2 separate regions of the Homo sapiens genome follow, and region 2 is linked to region 1. Evidence: chromatin loops called from intact Hi-C (ENCODE). Cell type or tissue: CD4-positive, alpha-beta T cell. All regions are shown on one strand. Links, peaks and the distances in the headings refer to the core of each region. The heading gives the core; the rest is flanking DNA.

Region 1 (3,357 bases), core at 607-3,106:
TCTTCAGATGAAGAAATTGAGGCTCTGAGTTCACCTATGAGTAAACTGACCTTGTATCAAGGTCACTGTAAATTCTAACAATTCCCTTGCCTATGTAGAACGCAAAGCAGGGTCCGTTCTGGTATGTATCCCTAGTGTCTAAAATGATGCCTGGCATAGAAGCAGTATAACAATAAATATTTGCTGGGTGGGTACTCCTTCATGCCGCACTCCCAGTGAGCCAGTCTTACCGCTGTGCTGCGCTTCTTTCCAGTAAGGATGAACTATCAGGCATAATGAGGCTTGAGAGTGTCAAGACCCTTAGACAAACTTACCAACATGCACTCACACACTGAAGATTTGAGGCAGCTTACACACTATTGTAGGATATATTAAGCAAGTGGATAAAAAATAGAGGTGAGGTACTTACAGATGCAGCCTACTATTCTCTTGTTGGAGATGGAGGGGACTAAATTAGGGTCTTCCCTGGTGCCTGAAGCTCCCTTTGGGGCCAGTACATTGTATGGGTCCTGAAGAAAAAACAAAAAACAAAACAAAACAAAAAAAACAAGAATTGAACCATTAGGCCAAATAAGCCCTACCTTCCAGAAGCTCAGGGGACTGTTCCTACAAGCCAAGTTTCCTGTATCAAATACTCCCAGAGAGGAGACCACTATGAACACATCCAAGGCCATAAGTTACACAGAAGACACAGAAGGGAGTTTCTCCTTACCAGTCCCTTCTTTGCAGCCAGCATGATCTCCCTCTCCAACCCAGTCGCCTGCTCTTCATCAGTGGGAACACCACCTAAAGGAAGATAACGTGAATTATGACGCTGACTGAAATGACTGATAGAAAAACTACAAACAGAAATGATCAAGGAAAATGGTGCCCCGAAACTTCTGTATAAGTTTTAGCGGGCTCACAAGCTCCTAAAGGCTACTCATATCCATGGTCCCCTAAGAACCACCAAGTACCCATCCACACAAGCGGCAGCACTCGGGGGAGCTTTTTTTTTCTTTTTTGAGACGGAGTTTTGCTCTTGTTGCCCAGGCTGGAGTGCAATGGCGCGATGTTGGCTCACGGGAACCTCCGCCTCCCGGGTTTAAGCGATTCTCCTGCCTCAGCCTCCCGAGTAGCTGGGACTACAGGCGCGCGCCACCACGCCCGGCTAATTTTTGTATTTTTAGTAGAAACGGGGTTTTACCATGTTGGCCAGGCTGGTCTTGAGCTCCTGACCTCAGGGGATCTGTCCGCCTCGGCCTCCCAAAGTGCTGGGATTACAGTTGTGAGCCACCGCGCCCGGCCTATGAGCTTTTCTTTCTCCAACCACCGAGGCAAATTTGTCGACATTTGTCTAAAAGCATGTAGAACCCACTCTGCTTGAGGTGGGCGCAGGTTTGAAGGGAGGCCGGACCCCTCCCCATCCCGGTGGCAGCCCCGGTCCCTCCCAAGGTCACCCGGCACCTCCGTTTAGGATACTTTCGCAGCGGAGTGAGTTCGGGGAGCGGCAGGAGCAGCGGTCCAGAATTACAGGGAGATGCCTGCAGAGCCTGAGGCACTGGGGACCGTAAAGCGGCCACTGGGACCTCGAGAAGCTGCACGAGCCGCGCCGCTTTGCCGCCCTGGGACCACCCTGGGAGGGCAACACTCTGGTCCCTGGCACGCCCGGAGACCCGAGTACCTCCAGATGCCATGGAGCGCATCGCGGCCGCGCCACTGGGGCCGCGAGCCCTCAGGGCCTGCGCGGCCAGCGTTCCAGCTCCGCGAAGTAACCTTGAAGCCATTGCGTCCGCGACTAGCAGCAAAACTTCCGGGAACAAGCTGCAGAGACAGGAGGGACTTCCGGGGGCGGGCTTCTTTCTCCTCTCGGTCAGCTTTCGGCTTCCTCCCAGCCCTCGAGCCCGCCCACTCCCAAGACTGTGGCGGGGGCGGAAATTGCGCATGCCCAGCTCTGCCTCTTTCTGCACCGCGTAGTGGCTGAGGCTTGGGGGCGGGGTTGCCTTTAATAACGCTGGGAGGTGGGAAAGTCTTTTTGGTCCCTGGAGTTGAGCGGCTGAACCACATTGGAGTTCCTGTGGGTCTGGCCCCGTAGTCGTGTTCAGCAAACGTGGAGGCTGCTAATGGAAGCTATTAGGTCCCCGTCTGTGAAGAGACTTACTGAACCCCAAATGATTTGAATTTAGAAGTGGGCTCCTAAAGATCACTGCGTTCCTTACTAGGCTGGTTAGTGGCAGGGCTGGTTCTGGCAGTGCGTGGGCCGTCGCGAGCGTGTCGCATTGGACGGGACCTACCTGCAGTCCTGGCCCAGTTTCGTGTTAGAGTTGTACTGTGTGTGGGAGGCGCGGAGGTCCCGGCCTGGGGAGGAGGACAGGGCCGGGGGCGGGACCCCCTACCAGGACCAAGGCCCTGGTGATGTGAAGGAAGTGGCCACTCTTTTTCGAGGCTACTAAGGGAGGAGGAGCAGGAAGGGGAGTTGATAATAGGAAATGGAGTTAGAGCCTGCTGTGACTGGAGTTCCTTGTTTGAAACGGAAAACATATTCCGTCCATGGCTTCCCGTTGCCCATAGGCTAAGATGTGCAAATTTCTTAGGGTGAGCTTTAGTCAGTATAGCCCTGTGACAGGCTAGCTGCATGCGGTATCTGAGTTTCCCTACCAGATAGAAAAATCCCCTTAGAGTGGGAATTAATGCTCATCATTGAATCTTCAATGCCTTGCAGAGGTCTGGTATATAGTAGGATCCAGTAATTTTAGTAAATTTACTACTTGGATAGAGTATACAAAACCAGTTTATAGGGCTTTTCCTGGCCCAGTGAGGTCAATTGGAGGCAACATGGGGAGAGTTGAAGGCTTAGGTGCTCCCGCCTGTCTCATGCAGGCTACGGTATTTTCAAAAGGACGTGGTGGAGCGTTGCTTCACAGGAGCACGTCTGGTCTTCCTGGGTGCCCCCTCCACCAATTAAAAAAAAAAAAAAAAAAACCCTGTATTCTAAGGCCAAAATTTCTTTAAAGGTGGTTTTTGCTTTGAATGGCTTCACTGTTACTCCCTTCTCCCTCACCTCCACTGCAACCCCTCCAAGTTGAATTGGGCGAAAATTCTGAGGATCTGTAGTTAATTTGCAACTGTGGTTAAGGTCTTAGGCAGGAGAAAAAAGCATTGGTCTGGAAAGTAGCCCCACCAGCTAGTTCAGCTACTTTTTATCCTTTGGGCCGCCATTTCTACATCAGTAAAACTGTCGTTCAACTAGGTTAGTATTTCCCAAAGTGTATTGCATGGCATCCAAGTCTCAAGACATGATCTCAAGAAAAAGGACTTGGTCAAGACAGGGAGGGCCTGCATTTGATGACCACCCTTTTGGAGATGGACACTAGCATA
Region 2 (3,357 bases), core at 345-2,844, 52 kb before region 1:
CACTTTAGCGGGTGAATTAAAGATGTCAGTTAAAATACCATGAAAGGCAAAAGACACATTCAGAAGTTGTCCGTATTTAAGCATCATACTTAGTTTATAGGCCATATAGATTCCCACCTGGTTTAGCTGCTCCTTGAAGTGTTTCTTTATCTATAGTAGTTAACTGCTCTCTTAAATCCCTGTCGAACAGACAGGATTCTTTAAAATTCTTCTCCTCTGAAAGGTGATCTACAAAAGATAAAATGTGTTCATCTACAAACAACCATGGCATGTGATTAGTTCAGCGTTTATGATAAAAGTAGCTTCTTCTAGACTCAAAGTGAGGAGTTAGGGAGGACTTGGGGGAAAAGTCTAAATGTCCTACAGAACCTCAGTGTTTTGGTGTTTTATTGTTTTTGTTTACTTTTTAAAAAATCTAACAAATTCCTGGGCAACCCACCCATAGCTGAGGCAGCATTTCTTACACTCGAGCGTGCATCTGAATCACACTGGGAGGGCTTATGAAAACACAGATTCCTAAGCCCCACCCCAGAGTTTCTGATTCCATAGGTCTGGGGTAGGCCTGGGAATGCGTATGTCTCACAGATCCTGAAAGACGCTGCTTCTGTGGGTAGAGGACCACACTTAGAGAACCTCTCTAAGCCCCAGCCTACTTCTCCACTTGCATAAAATAGAGATAATGAGACCTACTTCACAGATTGTACAATGTTCATGAAAATAATTTTTAAAACACGAAGTACTATAAAAATTTTCTTGAGTTGCGAGGACAAGATAGGAAAATTAACCACACTGAAATATTCAGGTATCAGTAGAGGGATTGCAGAATAGTTTAATAGAAAGAAGACAGTCGAAAATGAGAAATATTTGCATCCTAGCTCTGCCCTTTGGTGCCTGACTCGTTTGCATATGGGACCTGTCAAAGGGCCTGAGTTTAGCTTGGAGAAAATCGGGAGGCCAGCATGGCCTGCCTATCTTTGCCAGATGCAGGATGGCCTGGGAAGAGGCTGAGAGATGTTTTGAGAAGCTCTGGGGAACAAACTAGAACCAATGGGTAGGCGCTCCAGGGAAATCTGTTTGGACTGTTTAGCATTTAGAAGGTGAGCTATCAAAGAGGGAATGGGAAAGGATGAGAAGTAATGAATCTCACACCCCGGAAGACTTCAAAGCAGGCTGGAGCCCCCAGCTCCAGATGGGAGACCTCCAAGAGCTGGAAGTGGGGGCGGGGCAGCTTTGGATGGGTTTGGTAAATCTTCCTTGGCCTTGTTCACAGAGAGATAGAGAACTGTCACAATAAGAGTTTGCGACCAGCCTGGGCAACATAGCAAGACTTCATCTCTACTAAAAATAAAAAAAAAAAAATTAGCCAGGCATGGTGGCGCACACCTATAGTCCCAGCTACTAGAAAGGCTGAGGTAGGCAGATGGCTTGAACTCAGGAGATCAAGGCTGCAGAGAGCTATAATCACACCTCTGCACTCCAGCCCAGGTAACAGAGCGAGACCCTGTCTCAAAAGAATAATAAAATTAAACAATAAAATAAAATAACAGAAAATTATCACAATATGATTAAGACCATCATGTGGGTGTCTGATAACAGTCTCATGAAGTTCTAGGTATTCCTGGAAAAAAGAGAGAAATTTGTTCCTTATTCAACTTGGCTTAGAAAAGAGAGAAAACTCCCAATTTAATAAGACTGATAATTAACTTGACTTTTGAAATGCAACATGTCAAATCCGACTCAGATTAATAGCCACAGACAGAAAGCCCTGGCGAGCATGGAGTTATCCACCAGGGGGCGCGCTTGGCTTGGTCTTCCACAGAGCTGCAGCAATGGTAGACCTGACACGGGAACACATTTTCACTCTCTTTCTCTACCAGAGGCAAGAGCCACTGCCTATTCTTATCGTCAGTATGGACGTAAGTTTTCATTTACCTAAGGTTCTTTGAAGAATCTGAAGGCGTCTTTTATGTTTGATGGTTTGTGTTTGATCATTTCTTGGATTATTTTTTTGTGGGAAAAAATAAGCACAATTATCAAATTTTTGACCAACACAGTTTCATTTCCAGATTTCTTTCCAACTTTAGAACTACTAACTATGACAGGAGCAGCCACCCATTACAAGAGCAATTCTCCCGTCCTTCCATGGTGTAGGCTCAACCCAAGCTGCCAATCAAGCATGTGCTGGGCTTGGTAAAAACCTTCTTAAAGGAGTGCAGAACCAAGAAACTCTGACTTTGTGCTCAAGAAAAAGTTGAAGTCTTTCATCTTCATGATTCTCTATGTTTTGGAGACTCTAACATTGACGTGAGCCTTTGATTACATGTTAATAGCATGTTATTGCTAGGACTGATGCTATGTTCCATTCAGTGGACCTATGATCATCAGTAGCTACAGCTGCTGTCCACAGACCTGGGCACACCTTTTAAAAGACACTTCACTTCCCAGAATGGTCATTTCCCCACTCCTCCTCCTATCGAGATGTTTTCGACCATTGGTTTTTTTGTTTTTTGTTTTTTGTTTTTGAGACGGAGTCTCTGTCCCCCAGGCTGGAGTGTAGTGGCCCCATCTCGGCTCACCGCAACCTCCACCTCCTGGGTTCAAGCAATTTTCCTGCCTCAGCCTCCCAAGTAGCTGGGATTACAGGGATACGCCAGCACACCCAGCTAATATTTGTATTTTTAGTAGAGATGAGGTTTCACCATGTTGGCCAGGCTAATCTCGAACTCCTGACCTCAGGTGATCCACCTGCCTCGGCCTCCCAAGTGCTGGGATTACAGGCGTGAGCCACCACACCCAGCCTTTTTTTCTTTTTTTTTTGAATGGTCACTACTGCCAAGGAGGAGGTGCAGACAGTGTGGTCTGGAATTTACTGTCCCTGCAGAGTAGCCTGAGAGCAGCTCCCACCCTCTGAAGATGGATCTGATCAGCCCCCTCAGCTGGCAGACGTGAGCTTTGTCACTGCCTACAGTTCTTCTCAGCCCTCTTCTTCCCTCACTCTTCCTACTTGGAAAAACCCTATCAAGGAGATCAGCCTCTTGTTCTCCCAGAACTCCGTGCGATTACAACGTAAGCACTTTTTAAAGACCTTCAATGTTAGCATGTTTATATCTAATAGTTATTTACCGATTAGATTGACTCTCCTAAGAGCTGTGAGCTCTTGGAGGACAAGAATGCCTCACTGAGCTCTCTAGCTTCCAGCACAGTGCTTCCCACTGGGTAGGACAGATCAGTAGTTAGGTCTTGAGTGAGAGAATGAATCTGGAAGAATCTTGACTGCAACCTCATGGGGGACTCTGAGCCAGAACTACCCTGCTAAACCTGTCTTGCTAGGCAAGACTGCCGGGCATGGTGGTGCGT

The links. Hi-C counts contacts between places; a loop is a spot of excess contacts. Peaks named below come from ENCODE experiments on the same cell type or tissue, not always from the same donor. Only the 100,000 strongest peaks of a DNase experiment are listed, where the experiment ranks them.
Region 2: it touches region 1 in a loop (8-fold over the local background); 25 of 110 quality-filtered maps call a loop at or near these places.

What each region holds. Positions count from the first base shown.
Region 1 is chr2:97,644,496-97,647,852 of GRCh38, reverse strand. COX5B (cytochrome c oxidase subunit 5B) reads right to left here and starts at 1,791. Exons shown (of 4, transcript NM_001862.3): 1 at 1,664-1,791; 2 at 713-786; 3 at 410-509. The coding sequence starts at 1,766. RefSeq lists enhancers at 1,687-1,866, 2,047-2,096, 1,899-2,833. In CD4-positive, alpha-beta T cell, for the core only: no CTCF peak of the experiment used is centred there; a DNase peak (open chromatin) is centred at 1,892; H3K4me3 peaks cover 2,132 bases; H3K27ac peaks cover 1,861 bases.
Region 2 is chr2:97,695,897-97,699,253 of GRCh38, reverse strand. It overlaps C2orf92 (chromosome 2 open reading frame 92), which reads right to left. Exons shown (of 8, transcript NM_001351368.2): 6 at 118-228. Among named protein-coding and RNA genes, the nearest start is that of ZAP70, 16 kb to the left of the region's middle. In CD4-positive, alpha-beta T cell, for the core only: a CTCF peak has its summit at 1,775 (motif pointing right); a DNase peak (open chromatin) is centred at 1,813.